Regions from separate parts of the Homo sapiens genome. Here regions 1 and 2 are each linked to region 3. The links are chromatin contacts, found by Hi-C or POLR2A ChIA-PET in ENCODE. All regions are on one chromosome and are shown on one strand. Each heading gives the region's core, a stretch centred on a gene start or an enhancer-like site at or near the end of the contact. The rest is flanking DNA. Distances are from core to core; before and after follow the strand shown. Region 1 overlaps MCTP1 (multiple C2 and transmembrane domain containing 1). Region 2 has its middle 81 kb from the start of SLF1. Region 3 overlaps MCTP1 (multiple C2 and transmembrane domain containing 1).

Region 1 (4,624 bases), core at 50-2,549, 47 kb after region 3:
TTCTCCAGGCCACCACATCTATCCCATGCTGTGCCATTCCCACACACGCTCTGTGAGTACTGGCTTTGCGGATATTACTGCCTTATTCTGGGCCTGAGTTTCTCCATCTGTCCAAAGGCAGAAGCATCACTCCTTTTTCCTCTTTTCCAGTTGTGTCATGAAGACAAAAGGGGTTGCCTTCCCTGAGCCTGTGGACTGGGTGAATAGGAGTTAAAGCAGGGAACACAGGCCTGTGAGCCAGCTGTGCTTCCCATCCAGCTGTGCTGTGCTAGCTTTTGCAAGTGGCTTGGTTTCCTGCTCTCCCAAGTGGCGAGCAATTGCTGTCCAGAAGAAAGTGATAACAAAAGAGTATGGCCATGGTCTGGTTCATTTCTGTTTCCTCACCCTTAGCCCACTACTCCCACCTTTTGCTCAATAAACACTGCATACTCCAAAACAAACAAAAGCAAAACAACAACAACAACAACATACACATAAACAATCCTGTTGGAATATTGGAGGGATGAAGCTGAAACTATGGTTTAAGTGGGGCCTGCTCCTTATGGGTCTTCTATGCTTGAAGATGTTGGGGAATACCTTTATTTCAGAACTGTCACCTTCCTACAGGTCTGGAGGTAAGAATAAAGGTACAACTGGGATAGAGTTACCAGATGAATATAGAACATCCACTTAAACTGGAATTTCAGACAAATTAAGAATATTATAAAAACATATAAGTGTAAGTATGTCCTGTTGTTATCTGAAATTTCCATTGAATTGGGCATCTGTGTTTTCATTTGCTCAATCTGGCAACCCTAACTTGGGTAATTCATAGGGCTCAGGGCTGGAATTTGAGGGAAATTTGCAAAGTGGAAGGCCTGGTCATCTACTGAGAGGGAGGGGACAGTGGTGGGGGGACTTGGGATGAGTGAAGAAAATGTAGAAATCTTGTTGGTGCAAATCCAAAGCCTGATGACGATGGTTATTAACATGTTGGGATGCACTATGTACAGCAAGTGATTATCTAACAAGGCTAAACAGTTGGTGAACAGCTTTGAGAGGGGTCACAAGGGATAAGCTTTCTACCAACATCTGATTGGCTGTTGATTCTACTTATTTATCCTAGTGATCGTGTTGGAAAACTAAAGGTCTGGTTCTTTTCATGGTCCTCCTCAGATTTTTTCAAGCTGATGACCTTTTGAAAAAAACTGAGAAAACTGCTGTTGAAATAAGCACGAAGAAGAAAAGAGTGATCATCCATTTTTAGATGTGTTTACAGGCTGTATGACTCAGTGTTGCTTCTGCTAAGAGCACTGAATATGTGGTCTTTTTTGGTACTGAGATGCAAACACAGGAAACTTGTGGTCTATGCTGCTTTCAGTGAATGATAAAACTCTTACTGAAGTAGAGAGAGTCTAACTGTATGTTCAGAGTGCTTTGCATATGACGTCCTCTCCTCTGTCAGCTTGGCTTTGGCCAGCCTCTTTAGATCCTGTTAGGAATACTTGACTTATTCAGTATTCCACATATTCCACCACAGACTTCTTTGGAATGGAGAACACTGGCTGACAAAATAATAAATGTGCTTGATTTATAGGAGTTCAAGTCAATCAGATGTTTCTTTGGTGGACCATCCCAAACTGTTCAATCAACAGCACTTATGGCACAGAGTGCTGCTCTTAGGAGCTTTATTTGTAGAGATAAGTGCTCTGGTTCTCACTGGAACAGACCTAATGGGAGACAATATTCAGTACTATTCTAAAAGGGAAATGAAGAAACAAATGCTTTGTCATGAGAAGGAGCTAACTAAACACTTCAGTATTTCCTAAAGTATTTTAGCAAGGCAGACTCTGTCTCAATTTGTGTCACAGTCATATCATGAGTCAGAGAATGATTTCATTGATCTGCCCCACTCTTCAGTCTTTTAATGCCACCATTGATTAGATAACTGAGATTGTTGTGTGGGAGGAATATCATGACAGTAAAAATGAATGTTCTTTTAAAGTGTACTTAAAAAACATTGAAGAATTTTTTTGTGTCAAAGAAATTTTTGAATTTATTCACAAAAAAATTATTCACGAATATGAAGAAGTCAGCTTTGATGGACTCTTCCCATGCTCACCTTGGTGAATGGAAGGTAGCCCTCCTGGTCACGAATGCTTCTGAAATTAACAGGGGCACCTGGGATAGAACAGATGACCAGCACCAATTCATGCAAGGTTACTGGTTACCTTACAGGAAGGAATTTGGAGACACCCAGGATTCTATGCAAGGCCCTGGACACTAAGAAAGCAGTCCTTTGGGAAAGGAATGCCCATGCATGTAGCATAGATACAGCCTGGGACTTTACAACAGGGCACAATTGGGTTCACATCACACTTGCTCTGGGGAGTTGCTTACTTATCCTCCTTGATACTGAATTTTCTTACTTGTAAAATGGGGAAAAAACTATTTAGAATTATTTACTTTATATAATTATTGTAAAGAATAAAAGGAGGTGATGTCTCTAAAAGGCTTAGCAGGATGCCTGATACATAGAAATTGCTTGATAAATATCATTTTTGTTTCCCTGAATGAGAGATATAGAAGACATGGGGTGAGTGGTGTGGGAAAATTAATACTTTCTATTAATGTGTCAGCTTGAAGGTAGAGTTAGTGCTACTGGCTTTTCTGTAATTCGTGGGAGAAACTTGCTGTAACAGTGCCCAGGGAGAGGTGGGATATATCCCCAAGAGGAAATGTGATTGACTGGTGGTTCGGAGTATAAACTTCAGACAGACTGCTCTGTGTTCTAATACTGGCTCTGACACTTTCTGTGTGTTTTTGGGTAAGTTATTTAATCTTTCTGGCCCTGTTTCCCTCTATGTGCAGTAGAAATGATACTTACAGGGTGTGCAATAGACCCCTGGTTTGCTTGGCTAACCTATTTCCTTCATTCTCTGAGACTTGATTCTCTTTTCTCAAGGAAGAGCTCTTGCAGCCATGCTTGTCTACATGAGCATATTCCTTTGCTTACAACTGATGAAGGGACCTGGGCGGGGGTGGGGTGGGGATGGCGGCAGGTCACTCGACTTAGGAGGATCCAACCCATTGACTGGGCTAACACAATCAGTTTCTCTCTCTTGGAGGAGGACTAAATGACATGGTGAATATAAAGTACTTCACACAGAGCCCACGGTGTAATGATGGTTCAGTAGTTTTTAAATCAAAGTAAAAGCCATTTCCTGGCATCTACTCTTCCACTTTCAAAATGTCTCTCTACAGTAACTGTAATTTGGATAGTTGGTACAAGCCTAATAGGCAATGCCGGTGAGAATTTTTCCCAGGTTTTGAAGTGACAGCTCAAACCAACAGAAGGATGACATTCCTATCTTTATATCCCTTTCACGCCAGGGACATTTCTGAATGAAGCATGTCTTAAATGGTTTTCTCTGGAAAAGCCTAACAACTCTAATGCTAGAAATTTTAATGTCATGGTCCCAGTCTAGGTATATTCAGACCTAAGATTGCTTATTTTTAACAAGTCCAACTAGGAAACAGCAGAGGTGAAATACCATTTTTAACCACGCCTCTTTCGCATGGGCACCCTCTGAGTCTACAGTTTTAACCTCAGGAATGGCTCTTTACTTATTCTGTCCTTAACAGGTTCAGCTCATTAAATGCTGCAAAACTTATTCAGCAAGGATTACATCTGATTTTGCTCATTAAACTAGAATAGGCACCATGGTGGGGAAAAAGGTATAGGGGTTCAATGCCTGTAATCTTAAAGGTCTCCAAGAAAGGAAAGACTCCTTAAACAATAAACACACAAAGAAACACTTTCCTGTTTGGTATTAATCTCAACTATTAGCCAATACATTGAAGACAGAATTTTACCCATCTATGCATTTTTCATCTTTCACAGTGTTTCTTTTCTTTTCTTCTTCAACTTCGTATGTCACGGAAATTTTGTTTCCTTTTCTTTCTTTGCTATACAGACCTGAAGGTCATTTTGATTTTTCGTTTATAGTTTTCACCCTAATTAAATTTTTGGCAGCTGAATGTACAGATTTTTGTTTTGTTTTGGTTTGATTTTTGGTGGCAGAAAATTCTTTCTCTTTCTCTGTCTCTCTTTCCTAAAACAGAAAGTTTCCTGGTTTGGAATCAGCCAATGGTGTGATTAATGCACCTCGGAGATCCTGTAAAGTTTTCACACATGCTGAAAGATTCTGTGGTGTCTCTGGGATATCAATATGGACTTACGGGAAAATACCATACTTCCAGTGCTATGCGCTATGCAGGAGAGTCAATGCATCGCAGCATGGCAACCCCTACAAACACTTTCCCTAAATTCGTATATATGTGTGTGTGTGTGTGTATCCACATACACACACACACACACATATATATAATATATATAATATATATAATATATATTATATATGTAATATATATTATATATATTATATATATATGTATTCTGTAACCAGCAAAGTATAATCCAGGTTTCTTTTCAAAAGGAGCAACCGGTTCAAATGCACAGCTGGATATGCCAGCAAACACATAATTAGACAAATTGGATTTAAGAGTTACGTAAGGTCTTAACTGAGCCAGTGAATAAGAAGCTGAATGAAACGTTGTGATTGCTGCTCTGGTGCCTAGAAAG
Region 2 (4,411 bases), core at 1,726-4,225, 46 kb before region 3:
TAAAATCATCCAAGTATATACATATTCTGTCATTTTATTCATTCCAAGATGACCAGAAAAACATTTATCCTCATAAAAGTCAAATGTGAAATTAATTCCTTTGAATTCAGCATTTCTTGAACACCTACTCTGAACCAGGTGGTGTGCTTGACAAGGGCTAACTACAAAAAAAGAGGAAAGGCCCACAGTCTAGGAAGGTAAATAAGGCTTAAGTATTGTGAATTTTATTGTCTTCTACATCTGCTAAAAAATTAATTTCAGTAATAATTGGTGTTCTGTTTTAGTTTATAAATGTGAATATTCAAGTGTCCAGTACTTTAATCCTTTGATGAGTATTATTTTAGCAATTTTATTTTAGAGTGGATAGGGTGTAGGGTGTGCTTTTGCAGTCTTAGTATTTTTAAGCAAGCACAAATGCATTACACTAAGATACTTTATATAACCTCCAGAAAATATCTGCCATTTTTGTTTATGCTGCTATAGAAAGTTAATTAAATGAATACCTTCACATGAAAAAAATATCCATGGAATGTGCAATCCTTATGCCTTTATACACCTTTCCAGTTAAGCGGTGAACTTGATGAGAGCCTGTCACTGTTGCTCCTTAATCAGTAGGAAGGGGTCATCTTGAGTGACATGAGGCACTCTTTCCCTGAGGCATTTATCACGTAGCTTTCACGCCAATTGCACCTCCTGCTGACGTGGAGCTTGCAAAACTAGGAATGATAATTGTTTTTATGACAAATGTGGATTGAGTTAGAAAGGTCAGTGATAGCGTTATTAGAATTAAGCTCTGCCTGGTGTTGTCAAAACAGGAGACATGGAATTGTTAACTATTCCTTGTAAATCAAATTATGTTATCAGAAAATTCACCTTGTAGGTTAAAATGAACTGTAGTTGGAGAATATACTTTGGTAGTTATTTGTTGTGATATATATTTTGAAATTATTATAGGCTATAAATTAATTAGAAAAGGTTGAAGTGTTGTTTTACTTGGCTCTGAGTATACATTTTCAAGGTAAGGCAAATCCTACTCAAAGAAGACCTTTTCAAAGGAAATAAAACATTTTTAACATTATTGATTATTAGATGTTTAAAAAGTTTGTCCTCTTAAGTACTTATCTTACAGAACATCTAAAATATGTACAAGCTGTTCCTAATACTTTTTATATTTGAATGTATTACTATGTCTTTTTTAGTGTAAGTATATAGTTTTGATTATAAATACACTTGAACTATGTTTTTTAAAAAGCTTGAAATACAATCCTTAGTACTAGATATAAGTGATTTTTTTTTTTAGAATGTTAATACTTTTTGTTTTTCAAGAGATGATCCCTCCCACCCCCTTTTTAAAACAGAAGTATAATGAACTCTGTTCTGGGTTTTTTAACTACTTGCAGAGTTAAAGATCAACAATATTAAGTCAGCAAAGTGACTATTAAACCATATTTCTAACAAAATATGCAGTATTGTTATATATGTAATATATCATATTGCCTTTAACAAATATAGACCCCAAAAGCCCTTATTCAAGTATTTATAAATAGTTATTTCCAATTAGAATTAAAACATATACTTCCAAATTAGTCATTTTTGTATCATGGCCCCAAATCTTTTTAGATGTAGAACCCAGATTTGGTAGATCTAATCCTCTTCCTTGCCAAAGTATCTGAGTTGGATCAAGTGAACGTTAATGTATTATGGATGTTAAACATTAATAGAGAATGGCTCACTAGTTTGGGACATACAATTTCATTCTACCAAAGAGTAGAAATTTAAACAAAAAACAAAACAAAAGGTTTAGCACTTCCAAAAAGTCAGGTGCGCTGAACTGAAAATCTGGAATCCAGGTTTGAATTTATACCTATCATACTGTCGTTTATCTTGATAGTAGATGAACTAAAATTACCACTGCTTCTCTATTCTGTCTCAAAGTGAAATAAATAGTAATATTGAAAAATCATTAATCTTAAAGTGTTGACAGATGAAAATAACTTAGTTTGTTGTCAGTGACTTCTCAACCTAAAGGTTAGGTCAACAGTGGTTTATGTCATGACTCTTAATAAATTTTTCTAATGACCAGAATAGTTTGATTTATGATAGTTTTTTTGTTTTTGTTTAAAGGAATATTTATCTTTGTTATCTGGCTTCATCCTAAAGATGCATTTTTCTACTTTGCATTCATTCCTTTTTATATTAGAGATAAAATTACCGAGCAATAAGTAAAATCTGGTAAAATTAAAATATGTGTTTTAAGGAATTTTCCAGGAAAACTTAAAAGCAGAATTGTAAAGGTGAAAACTGGACAAGGGGATGAGGGGAAAAATGGTTAAGAATCATTCTGCTTAAAGGAATCCAAAGGGTAAAGATTTCTAGGTACTGTTTATTATATTGATGGAACTTAATGAAGGTATAAAATCAGACAAGCATGTAGACTAATCTCAGAAATAAACTGGGTCTTTGAAATTTTTGAATAATATTCGATAAACTAAACCAAAGGTCCAGATAATTGTTTTATAGAAGGTTCTTTTGGTCGAAATTCAATTTAATCAAAAATAAAGAATAATAAAATTCCAGTTCTAATGGTATCAGAAACAGGCTAGATTTTTTTTCACTGTTTTTTAAAAAACAATTGACACATAATAATTGTACATGTTTATTAGGGTACAGTGTGATGCTTCAATACATGTGTACATTGTATAATGATAAAATCATGGTGGTTAACATGTCATTTATCTTAAACCTTTCCAATTTCTTTGTGGTGATAACGTTCAAGACCCACTTTTCTAGCTATCTTGAAATATAATACATTGTTATTATCTGTAGTCGCCCCACTATGTAATAGAACATCAGCACTTACTCTTCTTAGTTCATCTAACTAACTTTGTAGCCCTTCAGACCATCCTCTCCCCATCTTTGCCTTCCCTCCCTTTCCCTTCCCAGCCTCTGGTAACCACCATTCTACTGTCTACTTCTATGAGATCACCTCTCTTAGCTTCCACATGTAAGTGAGATCATGTGGTATTTGTCTTCCTGTGAGAAAAAGGTTGTTTCGAATAGTAATACTCAGTCCTTTCTCACAGGCAAATCTTGACTCATTTCTTATTTTCCTGTCATTTCAGTTCTTTTACACTCCCAAAAATACTGTTAAGTTCCTACATGTTACTGGAGGAAATGGACTCAGAGAGTTGAAAGCTACTTATTAAAAGTGGTTGGACCTTTTACCTAAATATCATTTTTTACTAATATTAATATTTTAAAATTGAAACTAAATGTTATTAAAAAGGATCTTCTCAGCCAGACATGGTAGCACATGCCTATAGTCCCAGCTATTTGAGAGGCTGAGGCAGAATGATCACTTGAGCCCAGGAGTTCAAGGCCAACCTGAGCAACATAGCAAGACTCTTTTAAAAAAATAATAACATAAATATATCATCTAAATTACATAAGGAAAAAGATTGTAAGTAAAAAATTGCTTATAGTGATTGTCTTTATGTGAAAAAATTTTGGATCTTTTTCACCTCTCCAGGTTTCTTTGTAATGATTTGTATTTGTTTATAATACCAGTATCCAATTTATTTTGAAAGTAATGCTCCTGATTTAAGTAAGAATCAGTCCTTGAAATTTTTCTAAAGTTGCCTTATTTAAACTGGCACCTACTGGATTTTTAAAAGGTAAATTACAGTTTTAATATACTATTTAAAGTTGGATATAATTAAAAGTATAATTAGTATTATCTAACACAGATCTCAAAAAATACACTATACATGTGCTCCTTTTTTCAAAGTGAATCTGACCACTTTACTGATATGGTTCTCTACTCTTTAAGACACTTCAAAATGGAGCCCCAAGTATGCTGAAGTGGGAACTGGGGGGACTTTACTCTTTTGTAGTACTCTTAAATTGCTAAAGATTAAACTTGCTCATGTGGATACTATGTGGAGTCATAACATATCTTTACTTTGTGATTTTAGTATTTATGGGACCTGAAGAATTACTTGTTCTCTAGTGAGATTTTTCAGATACGACACAGAAAAGCAGGGAGAAACTGGTAAGATTAAATGATAGCTACATTTATTCAAAGATTGTACCTTAAATGGCTTTGAAAGGATACTACTGTATAAAGAATTTTTTTCTTCTATCATCACTCTGAAAAAATATCCACTTTATAACTTATTATTTGCAACATTAATGCAGATACAAACAACCCTCTGTTGAGAGAATTCTGAGAGTGTCTTACCACAGCTCTCCAGAGCATATTATTTTGCACCTCTTCTGTGAAGGCCGGCAAAATAGCTTCTTGAAAGGTACTCTTTTAAGTAGTACAACTCAGAACAATCTTTTTACAGTTGTGTTTTGTATAAATATCCTGGATACCTACATGGTAACTATAGTACAACCTGATAGTATC
Region 3 (4,247 bases), core at 1,259-3,758:
CAGGGAGCAAGGAGCAAGAAGCATGGATAACGGACTAATTAGATGGACAGGGGATTTAGCACTGGATTCAAATCCTGCCCTGCTGGCGTTATGCAAACTTGGTCAAGTTCTGAAAATGGATCTCAGTTTTGGTTTCACTAACATTTTTTTTTTTGAGACAGAGTCTTGCTCTGTCACCCAGGCTGGAGTGCAGTGGTGCCATCTCAGCTCACTGCAACCTCTGTCTCCCAGGTTCAAGGGATTCTCACGCCTCAGCCTTCTGAGTAGCTGGGATTACAGGCGTGTGCCACCACACTGGGCTAATTTTTGTATTTTGTATTTTTAGTAGAGATGGGGCTTCTCCATGTTGGTCAGGCTGATCTCGAACTCCCAACCTCAGGTGATCCGCCCGTCTCGGCCTCCAACGTGCTGGGATTACAGGTGTGAGCCACCGCGCCCAGCCACCAATAGGTAGTTCTTGACTGGATTACATCCCGAGATTTGATACCAAGACTAAAACTGTGTTCAGCTCATTTCCCAAAATACAGTAAGGGGCTTTAACATTGGATTCAAATCCTGCCCTGCCTGTGCTGTGCAAACTTGGACAAGTCCAAGGGCACAGCCTTAACACAGCATTTCTTGTCAGATAACCATTGCTTTTAAGATGGTTGAAACAACAAGAGAAGGAAGACTCCAGAGTAGTCCTATGACATGCTCCCACCCACAGAGAGTAAGAATGTTTCCCAGCCACTTCTCATGACCATAGTTTTCTTACTGGATACGCCTGAGTGCAGCAAGGTCTAAGGGGAAGTTTAGGGCTTCAGGTTTGAGGACTTGCTTAATAATGCCTTTCTGTCTATAACCAGTATGCCCACAAGTGAACAAACCTTTTCCCAAAATGGGTCAATTATAATGTTCTGGGTGGAGATTCCATAGCTGCTCCACAGCTCGGAGAGTGTGCTCTTTGGTGCAAGATGTGAGGAGGGATAAAGGAGCTGCACTGGCTTTCCTGTTCTCTTACAGAGTGTCCACTTGTTTCCATTTCTTCTGGGAGAATGGGGAGGAGGCATGTGTAATACATATATTTGACTTCTTTTAGCCTCATTTTCACTTTGTCTCTTTTTGTCTCTTATTCCCATTTTGCAGATGAGCTGGTAGGGGTAGAGGGCAGTTAGGCGATATGAAAGAAAGGTGGAGAGGAAAGAGTCATTTTACTGTTCTCCATTTGAGTATCTTCAAAATCATCAGGTATTCTTGCAGAGAAAAATTAAGGGAGGCATCATTATATTTATTTCTAGTGCCTAACACTGAGCCTGACACATAGGTGCTTAATAGAAACTTGAAGAAAAATGTGTTGAAGAAATAAGTACTCATTGAAGAAAAACATATTTACAGAAGAGAAGCAGCACAAAGTGCTCGGCTGCAAGCAACAGAATATTCTAGTAGTAGATTAGGTAGTAGAGTTAATTTTCCTCATGCAATAGGAAGTTCAGAAGTCAGGTTATTGATATTGTACCAGATGTTCAAAGTGATCATTTGGGCCCTAAGAACTTTCTGTCTTTCCATTTCTTCATCCTTATGTTTATTGCCTCATGGTGTTAATATGGCTGCCCCAGCTGTAAGCATTGCATTCACATTCAAAGGTAGATGAGAGGGGGAAGGATGGAGTCAGCAATATCTGTCCTATGTTATCAAGAAAGTAAAAAACTTTCCCAGAAACCCCCGGAACACATCCTTTTCCAGCTCTTTGGCCAGAACTATATTAAAGAGTCATTCATAGATACAATGAAACCTTAGAAAACTGAGGATTTAGGCAGAATCTTTGTCATTATGTACAAAGTCCGTCTTCCATTAGCAAGGGAAAATGGGGAAATAAACACTGGGTAGACAATATCCGCCACACTTGACTGGAGCCCTTTCTGCCTCCTACTCCTTTCTGAATACTCAAATGACTCACAGCCCTCTATTAATTCTTTTATGTCATTTATTTCCCCTCCCAGATTGAAGGCGTTACTCATGTTTGACTCATTTTCTCCTATCTTTTACACGGTAAACCCCTAATAAGTGCTAATATTATGAATGTTTTGAGATATATGTAAAATGATGCTCTTTAAGTAGTTACAGAAAGAATAAAAACCATGACTTCATTTGTATATTTGTGCATTAGCTACTACTCCATTTTAAATACAGTAGGTAAAGTAGGCTTAAGTGAAATTTTACAAAGGGGAATAAGAACAAATATAAACAACAAATATAAGACATTTTTATAATGTAATAGTGCAGACAAAACTGAAATTCATCTCTTTAAAATGAACTTAATTTCCTGTTTCTTTGTCTTCTCATGCATTCCATGTCATAAAGATAGGTAAATTATTCTAGAAATACTAATATTTTTCAGGTTCAGAAAACTTCAGTGGATCTCAATGCACATAAGAAACTGTCTACATTCCTTGCTCCAGTGCTCAAAACTCCACAACCTGGTCCCAACCAACCATTCTTACCCTGTCACTCACAACTCTTGCGTCAGTATATTTTGCTGTGGCTAAATTCTTCTACAAACTGCCCTCTCAAGGCCTCTTGGGAATTCCACTTCCCCTTGACCTTGAATACCTTTAAGTTCCTCTTTTGGCTTGTTTGAATCTGACTTAGCCTTCAAAGTCTAGCTCAAGTATCAGGTTGATAATTAGATAATGTAGGTTTCCAGCTTTTTTTTTAGGCTGGAGATACAGTTTGCCTTTATCCATATCTTCTGCCTGTACTGGATTTTGTTATTTCAGTTGTCCAGGAGTTCTGTGTGTGAACTGCCATCTTTTCTGTTCCATGTAATATCGTAGCATAGCACGACAGCAGCAAGTATTTTTTCTGTAATGGAAAACTGATTGCTACAATTCTGACAATGGTCATGCTCACCATTTTAACAGTTATATAATTATATGTTACCTATCATTTCCTATGTAGAAACTGTATTAAGAACCATCATTTAATCCTCATAATCTTATGAGGCAAGTATTATTTTTGTTCCCATTTTGCAGATGAGGAGACAGAGGAGCTATCTCTTGGATAGCTTCCAATTCAGAAGTAATTTTTTTTTCTGTAAAGGGCTAAATAGTAAATATTTTAGGTGTTCCAGGCCACATAATCTGTGTTGCCGCTATTCACCCCTTCATTGAAAGCATGAAAGCAGCCGTAGATAGTAAGAAAACAAATGGGTGTAGTTGTATGCCAATAAAACTTTATTTACAGTTGGCTGAATTTGGCCTGTGGACTGTAGTTTACTGACTTCTGTTCTAGCCCAAATAATCCTTTTCATATATAAAGCTAAGAGAGGTAAAGTCCAGATTGCAACAGAGGCGGATCTAGAATCGAGGTCTTCTGATTGGTGGGTTAGTGGTCTTTAACTATTATACTAACTGGATGGGGGTAATTATTCTGTAATAAATTGAGCTTCTGAAATTATAAGGAGGCCAGGCATGGTGGCTCACGCCTGTAAACCCAGCACCTTGGGAGGCCAAGACAGGTGGATCATCTGAGGTCAGGAGTTTGAGACCAGTCTGGCCAATGTGGTGAAATCCCGTCTCTACTAAAAGTATAAAAATTGCTCGGCGTAGTGGCGCGCGCCTGTAATCCCAGGTACTTGGGAGGCTGAGGCAAAATAATTGCTTGAACCCAGGAGTCAGAGGTTGCAGCGAGCTGAGATTGTGCCATTGCACTCCAGACTGGGTGACAAGAGTGCAACTCTGTCTCAAGAAAGAAACCATAAGGAAGTTTTGATACTATTGACAAATTATACTGTTTGACCCAGATGATTAGGTTTCTGTAATTTGATGTGGGTTTTATTCCATCTTCTGTGTCTTCCAAAGGTATGTGGACTTTTAAACTCAGTTTCTTCATCTTTTATAGGAAAGCATTTTCCAGACTAGATAAACACATGCCAGTTGCATGTACAGTTAGGACTCAGAGCTTGCTAAAGAGCACAGGGTGACGACTGTGGAACTACTGAAACATTGTCGAGACAGCAGTCCGTTAAGGCTTCTCAGAGTAGTTCTGAGTACATGGCTCCCTGCCAACTTTCTAACCTGGCCCCCTAGTTTACCAGGAAACATTTTGACATGGTTAAATAGGTACATACATCCTTTGTGGCTACAGGACAAAACCCATGATTGCCTGATCTCTTTAGTCCCATGCTCTGAAAAATTTAGATTCAAATCTTTGACTGGAAATAAAATTTCTGTGGGGCAAGTTTTTATTCTCTGATCTTTGTTCTTTCT

The links. A loop is a pair of places that touch in the nucleus more often than their neighbours do. ChIA-PET counts read pairs that join two places held with the same protein, here RNA polymerase II (POLR2A). Pooled maps may share reads with other maps.
Region 1: a map of GM12878 shows a loop between it and region 3 (3-fold over the local background). The contact joins two enhancer-like sites. A Hi-C loop is called at or near these places in 4 of 168 maps with a recorded cell type or tissue (B cell, GM12878, OCI-LY7 and 1 more), 37 of 37 single-sample maps with no recorded cell type and 14 of 50 pooled maps. POLR2A ChIA-PET finds 5 or more read pairs at or near these places in 5 of 52 experiments (CD8-positive, alpha-beta memory T cell, GM12878, HEK293 and 2 more).
Region 2: a loop to region 3 is called in a map of GM12878, with 5 times the contacts of the local background. The contact joins two enhancer-like sites. A Hi-C loop is called at or near these places in 3 of 168 maps with a recorded cell type or tissue (Caco-2, GM12878 and PC-3), 24 of 37 single-sample maps with no recorded cell type and 10 of 50 pooled maps. POLR2A ChIA-PET finds 5 or more read pairs at or near these places in 6 of 52 experiments (A673, BJ, GM10248 and 3 more).

The regions. Positions count from the first base shown.
Region 1 is chr5:94,792,237-94,796,860 of GRCh38, forward strand. The region is part of intron 18 of MCTP1 (multiple C2 and transmembrane domain containing 1); the gene reads right to left. Among named protein-coding and RNA genes, the nearest start is that of SLF1, 180 kb to the left of the region's middle. RefSeq lists enhancers at 1,004-2,203, 1,475-1,694. Within about 2 kb of position 1,300, at least 6 of the 41 ENCODE cell types and tissues checked have a DNase peak (open chromatin) inside an H3K27ac peak, as active enhancers do; they include GM12878 and OCI-LY7, where a contact is called at or near this core.
Region 2 is chr5:94,697,721-94,702,131 of GRCh38, forward strand. No RefSeq gene overlaps it. Among named protein-coding and RNA genes, the nearest start is that of SLF1, 81 kb to the left of the region's middle. Within about 2 kb of position 2,976, at least 2 of the 41 ENCODE cell types and tissues checked have a DNase peak (open chromatin) inside an H3K27ac peak, as active enhancers do; they include GM12878, where a contact is called at or near this core.
Region 3 is chr5:94,744,368-94,748,614 of GRCh38, forward strand. All of the region lies in intron 19 of MCTP1 (multiple C2 and transmembrane domain containing 1), which reads right to left. Among named protein-coding and RNA genes, the nearest start is that of SLF1, 130 kb to the left of the region's middle. Within about 2 kb of position 2,509, at least 2 of the 41 ENCODE cell types and tissues checked have a DNase peak (open chromatin) inside an H3K27ac peak, as active enhancers do; they include GM12878 and OCI-LY7, where a contact is called at or near this core.